Regions from separate parts of the Homo sapiens genome. Here region 1 is linked to region 2. The links are chromatin loops, found by intact Hi-C in ENCODE. Cell type or tissue: natural killer cell. All regions are shown on one strand. Links, peaks and the distances in the headings refer to the core of each region. The heading gives the core; the rest is flanking DNA.

Evidence for each region. Hi-C counts contacts between places; a loop is a spot of excess contacts. Peaks named below come from ENCODE experiments on the same cell type or tissue, not always from the same donor. Only the 100,000 strongest peaks of a DNase experiment are listed, where the experiment ranks them.
Region 1: a loop joins it to region 2, with 13 times the contacts of the local background. A loop is called at or near these places in 3 of 110 quality-filtered maps.

What each region holds. Positions count from the first base shown.
Region 1 is chr11:120,656,221-120,661,500 of GRCh38, reverse strand. GRIK4 (glutamate ionotropic receptor kainate type subunit 4) reads right to left here. Exons shown (of 21, transcript NM_014619.5): 3 at 1,101-1,232. The coding sequence starts at 1,182. Among named protein-coding and RNA genes, the nearest start is that of GRIK4, 150 kb to the right of the region's middle. RefSeq lists an enhancer at 744-1,244. In natural killer cell, for the core only: CTCF peaks have their summits at 1,048 and 1,247 (motif pointing left); no DNase peak of the experiment used is centred there.
Region 2 is chr11:120,928,394-120,930,893 of GRCh38, reverse strand. All of the region lies in intron 13 of GRIK4 (glutamate ionotropic receptor kainate type subunit 4), which reads right to left. Among named protein-coding and RNA genes, the nearest start is that of TBCEL, 94 kb to the left of the region's middle. RefSeq lists a silencer at 1,017-1,066. In natural killer cell, for the core only: CTCF peaks have their summits at 742, 941 and 1,142; a DNase peak (open chromatin) is centred at 1,083; H3K27ac peaks cover 316 bases.

The sequences.
Region 1 (5,280 bases), core at 1-2,500, 270 kb after region 2:
CTTTCAGGCTCAGGTTTAAGATCTAGATTCCTGCCTTTGCTCCCACCCCCAACCCCACCCCCAGTGTGGGAAGAGGGGCCTCATGTGGTTATCCGTTGGGGTAACCTGCCTGGTATTTGAGTTCCTCTAGGGCTGTCACTTAACTCTACCCTTGGGGCCCTGCTGTTGGATGGGTCGTCTTGTGGCCATCAACCTACCTTTCTGGGTTTGTCACTGCTGTGCCCCACCCACCTGTCCACACTAATCCCCATCCCCCGATGTACACATAGACACCCCTGATCCCCGACACCCCACATCTGTCCTAATTCCATGGGTTCTCTGTTGCTGGGCCATCAGATGACCACACTGCGCCTGCCGGACTGAACTGTGTCCTTGTCCCTGTGGCTGGCTGTGTCCCCAGGAACCAGGATCTAGAGAGCCTCAACCTGCAGTTGACAAGTCTTGTTCAGTCCCAGCAGGGAGGAGGCACCTGACTTCCCAGACCCGCCCCTCCAGGGATGGGATGCTGAGGGCTCAGGTGGAAGCCCGCCTGCCCACACCTAAAGTGGGCGTCCCACAGCAACAAGGCAAGGGAGAGACTCACATGACCCTGCCCTCCCTCTCAGAGCCAGGCCACAGCAAGCAGACCCAATGTCAAGGGCCCTTCCAAGCAGCCAGGCCACGCCAGCAGACTCCTGGCTTCTTCCAAGTTGTGGACATAGCACTCTCTCCAGGAAGCCTTCTTGGACTGATCACAGGAAAGAAGGGACCTCTTCTCCCATCTCCAGCCCTAGATTTGGAGTCCCCATGGCCATCCTCACCCTCCTTTTTCCCCGACAGCTGCCTCTTAACCTGCTAGGCTGAACCTACATTGACTGCACTAGGGAGTTATCAGCATCTTTATTCTAGTGGCCGGGGAGCTCAGCAGGTTGACCAGATCGGAGTGGTCACCTGTCAGCTGCCTCCACCACCACCACCTGCATGTTCACCCCAGCCACACTCAGGGAGGGCACAGTGCACGGGCTGGGCAGCTTCCCCAAGTCCTGTGCAGCACTCTCATGTCCCTTGTGGACACCTGGGATAGTGGGTGGGGGCACTGCCCCAAGCTGGGCCACACTTACCGATCCTCAAGGAGTGCGGGCTGCAGGCGACCATCACGAGCCACGCAGGAAGCAGCACCAAAGGCGCCGAGACGCGGGGCATCTTCTATGAATCCTCATGGAGCCCCCTGCTGGCCTGGGCATGACATAACTCTGCGAGAGAGGGGGTTGGGGGCACGTGAGTCCCAGGCTCCAGCTAGGCAGCTGCCCCACCATCCCAGTGACACCCAGGAGCCGGAGAGGCCCCTTTGTCTTTCCTCCTTACATGCCGGGCTCAAAGAAGGCTCAGGTTCTAACTTCAGCTCTGTGACCGACATGGGGCAGGTTGCTGTAACTGTGGTTGGATGATTCATGGCGTGTCATTAGAAATGAAGAACCTCATCTGCTCGCAGCCAGGCACAGTGGCTCACGCCTGTAATCCCAGCACTTTGGGAAGCCAAAGTGGGTGGATCACTTGAGGCCAGGAGTTTGAGACCAGCCTGGCCAACATGGCAAAACCCCGTCTCTACTAAAAATACAAAAATTAGGTGGGCATGGTGGCGCATGCCTGTAATTCCAGCTACTCGGGACCCTGTGTCACAGACTTGAACACAGGAGGCAGAGGTTGCAGTGAGCCGAGGTTGCGCTATTCGCCATTGCACTCCAGCCTGGACGACAGAGCGAGCCTTTGTCTCAAACAAACAAAACCCTCATCTGCCCTTAAGGAATTGGAGCCATGGGTGAGCAGAAGAGGAAGGGATGGGAGAGTTGGGAGGGTTACTCCATTTCCCCAAACGCAGCACAGGCACTGCACACTGAGGAGAGGTGTGAGAGGAAACTGGGTTCAGGCCAGCTCTTCCACTTGCCAGTTGTGTGGCCTTCACAAGGTCCCCTCTGTGTCTCGGCTCAGTGTCCTCACATGTAAAAGTACTATAACAACCCCTCCTGGTGGAGTTGAACTAAAGAAGAATCAAGGTAACATCGGAGAAGCCACCATGCTCAGGGTCTGGCCTAAATGAGGTGCTACATAAATGTCAGGTCCTCCCTGGCCCAGATGGGAGCGGTCCATTCCTAGCAAATATGGAGAGCAGACACACACCTCCCAGGTTATCAGCTGCTTTCCACATCTGCTCTACTACCGCTGAAAACCAGCCCCACCCCCAACCTCTACCAATCCCTCTCCTCCTTCCTGAGGTGGGTGGGCCTCTGATGTCAAATCCAGAACCTTGCAGGGAGCTGCCTCTCCCCAAGGCAGCACGTGCCTTGGCCCCCACTGAGACCCAGATTCTGCCGACAGCCAGCTCTGCTGGCTTCACTGGGGTGAGGGTGCGGCTGATGAGCACCTGGATATGCTAATCCCAGGTGCCTGGATTGGGAGAGTAGTATTAAAATGTTTAATTTTAATACAGACTCACGCCTGTAATCCCAGCACTTTGGGAGGCCAAGGCAGGTGGATCACGAAGTCAGAAGATCAAGACCATCCTGGCTAACAGGGTGAAACCCCATCTCTACTAAAAATACAAAAAATTAGCCAGGTGTGGTGGCAGGCGCCTATAGTCCCAGCTGCTCGGGAGGCTGAGGCAGGAGAATGGCGTGAACCGGGGAGGTGGAGCTTGCAGTGAGCCGAGATCGTGCCACTGCACTGCAGCCTGGGGGACAGAGCGAGACTCCGTCTCAAAAAAAAAAAAAAAAAAAAAAAAAAAAAAAAAAAAAAAGTTTCGTCCTCCAACCCCTAGACAGACAATCCAATAGGAAAATGGGCAAAGGCTTGAACAGACACTTTACTAAAGAAGATATCCAAATGGCTTACAAACATCTGAAAAGGTGTTCAGCCTCATTAAGCATCAGGAAAATGAAATTTTAAACTACTGTACACTCACTATAATGATTTTAAAAAAAGACAACATTAAGTGTTAGCAAGGATGTGGACAAATTGGAACTCTTATGCAGTGGTAGTAGGTGTGTAAACTGAAATAAGTACTTTGGAAAACTGGTATACTAGAGCTTTACATCTAGCCTAATGACCCACTAACTCTATTCCTAGGTATTTATCAAGCAGAAATGCATGTATATGATTAGCAAAGACATGCACTAGAATGTCTATAGCAGCACTCTGGTGGTTTCGTTTCCCCAAACTGGAAACCACCCAAATGTCCAGCAGCACGATGGAGAAATACATTATATATGCACACAGTGGAATGTTATACAGAAATGAAAATGAATAATCGACAACCACATGCAACAGCAAGGATGAATCTCATAAATATAAGATTTAGCAAAAAAAAAGACTGGTACAAAAGATTACACATTCTAGAGACAGAATAATTCTGTCTATATAAAGTGTAAAAAGATTACAAAAGATTACACATTCTAGAGACAGAATAATTCTGTCTATATAAAGTGTAAAAATAGACCAAACCACTCTGTGCTGTTGGAAGTCCAGTTTCATGGTTAGGGTAGAGAATGGCAGGGGACACGAGGGGACTCCCCAGTGCTGGTGATGTTCTCTGGTTTTCACGCTGAGTGTTGCTTGCAGAGGTGTGTTCACTTTGTGAAAGATCACTGAGCTGTAAACTTATGGGGTGTGCACTTTTCCTTATGTGTGTTATGCCTCAGAAAAAAATCTTGTTCAGGGACACTCCGCCTCCCCCAACACACTCAACATTTCATCCACACGCAGAGCCTTGTCACTTCCTGTGCACAGGGCATCCCTTCTGCCCAAAGAACACCCCTCTGCTCACCCCTGCCATGGCCAGAATGGGGCCTCTCTCTGTGAGCCATCAGCACCCAGGCATGGCTCTGAGAGCAGCACTTTTCCTGCCTCTGCTGTTGCCTTTATGCGTCTAGGCCTGGGATCAGTATGTGCTCCTTAAGGGCAAGGACTGTGTCCAGGTTCCTGTTGCATCCCCAGGGTCTATTTATACATAATAGGTGCACAGCACATATTTGTTCAATGAATGGAAGGCCTCAAGCAATCACCTGCTAGAGGAAGACAGAGGAAGATAAAGAGTAAAGGATGGGGGTGAAGGCAACTCCGCTGTTGGCAAATCAGGCCCAGAATCTTTGTTCTTTAATTCATGGGTGTTGGTGCAGGGATAGATTAAAGCAAACACAGTCTTAGGAGAAGCTAGACATTCTTACTTATTATGGATAAAGTTGATTATTCAGTGATTTTCTGTCTCCCTACTAGAATTTAAGCTCAATAGAGGTGGGGCAAGGACAGGAATCTTGTTTGGACTATATCCCCAGGGCCTAGAACAGTGCCTGGTATATTATACGGCCTTAATAAATATTTGTTGAGTGGATAAATATTTGTTGAGTGGAACAAGGAGAAAAAAACTGTAATAATCCAGTTAGGCTATATAAAAGTACTACTAAATACAATCACTTACCTCAAATGCCTTCCATTTATGCCTGATCAGCATGCTGCACCATAATTATTAAGCAGACTGCTAAATAGGTGTCAGATTACCCTGTGTAAATTTTATTTGATGACAGAACTACACGCAGTTCGTGCAGGCCTGAGGAACTGAGTGAAGCTGCTCATGGCCCCAAAGACTGGTGGATCCTGGAGACTACATTTATTTTTGAGACAGAGTCTTGCTCTGTCGCTCAGGCTGGAGTGCAGTGGCGCGATCTTGGCTCACTGCAACCTCCACCTCCCAGGTTCAAACAATTCTCCTGCCTCAGCCTCCCAGGTAGCTGGGATTACAGATGCCCACCACCAAGCCTGGCTAATTTTTTAGTGGAGATGGGACTTCACCATGATGACCAGGCTGGTCTCGAACTCCTGACCTCAGGTGATCCACCCGCCTCGGCCTCCCAAAGTGCTGGGATTACAGGCGTGAGCCACTGCACCCAGCCGAGACTACATTTAAGCATGACAGTGGCTCAGGTCCTGGGCTGCTCTTGGGCCTCAGCTCTGTGACCCCCTAGACACAGTGATGAGAAATAATTTCCTCTTAAATCTTACAAGAATGAAAAGAGCCACCATGTTGCATGTCTGTAAGGCTCAGTGGCTTGCAAAAATCTTTGCACAGTCTTTATCATAGTTAAACCGCAGAACAAGCTCTATTACAGATGAGGAAGCTGTGCCCAAGAAAAGATACATGACTAGCTGAAGGTCGCATAACTGTCTGGAGGTAGAGCCAAGGCTAACCAGGTCTCTCACTCCACTAGCTTTTCTATCTTAACTGCTACAGAGCAGAAAGATGAAGCTTTC
Region 2 (2,500 bases), core at 1-2,500:
ATGTGGGAGTCTGGCCCTCATGGTCTGCCTACTCCTGCAAGTTCAGCCCCATCTCCATCACTCCTCTCCCAGACACTGCCCCTCCCCTGCAGCCAGGCCAACTCAGCTGGCTCTCAACACACCTTGTACTTTTCTGCAGTTAAATTTACTCCACATCAAAAGTCCAAACATCAACTCCACCTACTCTTCAAGGTCTATTCAAAGTTTACCATCCTCATAAAACCTTCTCTGATCATCTTCTCAGGCATAAGCCCTCCCTTGTCTGTCGCCAAAGAGAGAAGGCAATGCTCATGCCACCCACCATGGCATATACTATAAATTTCCTTGTATTAGTACAGGATGCCTGGACTCACACTCCAACTCTGCCACCTATGAGCTGCGTGACCTTAACTTCTCTGTGCCTCAGTTTTTTCATCAGTAAAGTAGGGATAATGATAGTTCCCACCTCCATGGAGCTTCTATGGGAATTAAATGAGCAACCCACACAAAGCTTAGGCCTGACACAGATAACTCACAATAAATGTTAGCTCTTACTATTACTGCTGTTTACATTTGTGTGCATATCTTATCTCTACATTAGATAAACTTCTTGAAGCAGGGATCAAATCTTTGAAAAAATTTAACATAAACAACATTTCAAAACTGCCATTAGCCCTGTTTTGGAGACAAAGACGCTGAGACCCAGAGAGGTTCATCATTTGCTCAAATACACGCAGCTAGGACATGAAGAAAGCTAGCTTCAGACCCCCATGTACACATTCTCAGGACTGTGCGCTTGGCTTTCTTATTACTGCACTGTTCGCAGTGACTTTCCCCAAGAGGGCACACAGTCAGTCCCTAGTGAAGAGCCAGTGCAGCCAACAGCGTGGGTAAGGAGGGGACCCCCCCCCCAAACGTGGCCTGCCCTCGAGCCCCTTCTTGCTGGCAGCTGAAGCAGGCTGATTTCTGACAGATGCCTGTATGCAGGAGGGATTTTTGTCAGGAGGCTGGAACATTAGAACCAGATTCAGGTCATGCTGTGGATGCGATCAGACATCCTCCAACCTAAGGACTTGAAGCCGTAGGTTCCCCACTAGAGGGCGCCCTTCTCCCCTTGCCCTGCCCCAGACCCGGTTCCCTCTAACACCTTGGACGGTGTCATGTGGGACGCCCAACCAGAAGAGGAAGGGCCCCATGCTCCAATCTGGCTTAAAGCAGCTATCAGCGGAGGGGTGTTAATTACAGCCCGGGAAGGAATGGAGATGACAGGCCCAGGCTGAGCCAGAGGCCAGAAGACTGGCTCCACGGAGCTGCTTCCCAATTCTCCCCAGGCCCCAGTCCTTTTGTGCTGTGCATTTGAGCAGAATAACATCTGTATCTCAGCCCATTTCAAATTAGATTATCTGCTCACTTCCTGTCTTTTGATCAGTTTACCTGCGGGCGGCTTTCTCCCTCCCACCCGCACCTATTGAGATGCCCAGGGAACTTGCCAGGACTCACTGGGGTCACCGAGCTGCAGGGCAATGGGATCAGAAGGAGCCAGGGAGGCTCACTCCCACTCCTGGCCCACACGAGCATCCGCAGGGCTCATCCCTTAGACTTCAGCGTCACATGCCTGAGAACACACACATCTGCTCTCCTGCCACATGAGTCAGGCTGTCTGCCCACGCCACCCGCCGCGGGCTGGAGACAAAGAGAAACTCTTAGGGGTCACATGGCACCTGCAAAATATTTGGTGTCCTTGTCCACTGGGGAGACTGGATGCCAACCCCACCACCTCTCCCTTCTTTCAGAACCAGGATATAGGAACAAAGATCAGGGAATAAAGGAACAGTAAATAGCACCCAATTGTTCACCTGTGCCAACACACAGACACACACACACACACACATGTGCGCACACACACATACACGCGTGCACGCGCGCACACACACACACACACACACACACACACGTCTTTGCTAACCAGTGCGAGCCCATGTTTGTAGAAATCATCCCTGCTCACTGGGCCAGGCCTATCCACAGCAATGATTGAAGAGGCAGAGGCCCAGTGGAGCATTAGCATTCCTGGGAAAGTGGCAATGTCATCCGCAGGTCCAAGTGCTCCCTGGTGCTATTTCTCGAGGTTACAGCTTACTCTCGGGGCTGGATGAATTTCTTTAGAGTTAAATTAAAGTCCCCATGAAATATTTAGTTGGCTCGGCACAGGGCTGTGTTATTGGCCTATAGAGGGCAGATTTTAGGAACGAACCAGCGCTAAGGAAAGAAGGGGCTGGCAGTTCATTTGCAGGTGAAATTATGCGGCACAGAGGTCCAAGCTGACTCAAGAGGCCAAGCAGATACTATTTACCCTTGACCCTCTTGTTACAGGCTTCTATTCACTGGCCCACGAATCCTCAATCCTCTTGCTTTTTGGGGTCAGGCAGATGCATGTTTGAATCCCGACTCTGCCATTCACCAGCTGAGCAATTACCAGAAATCTGAGCTTCAGTTTCCTCATCTCTAAAATAGGCAAAATAAT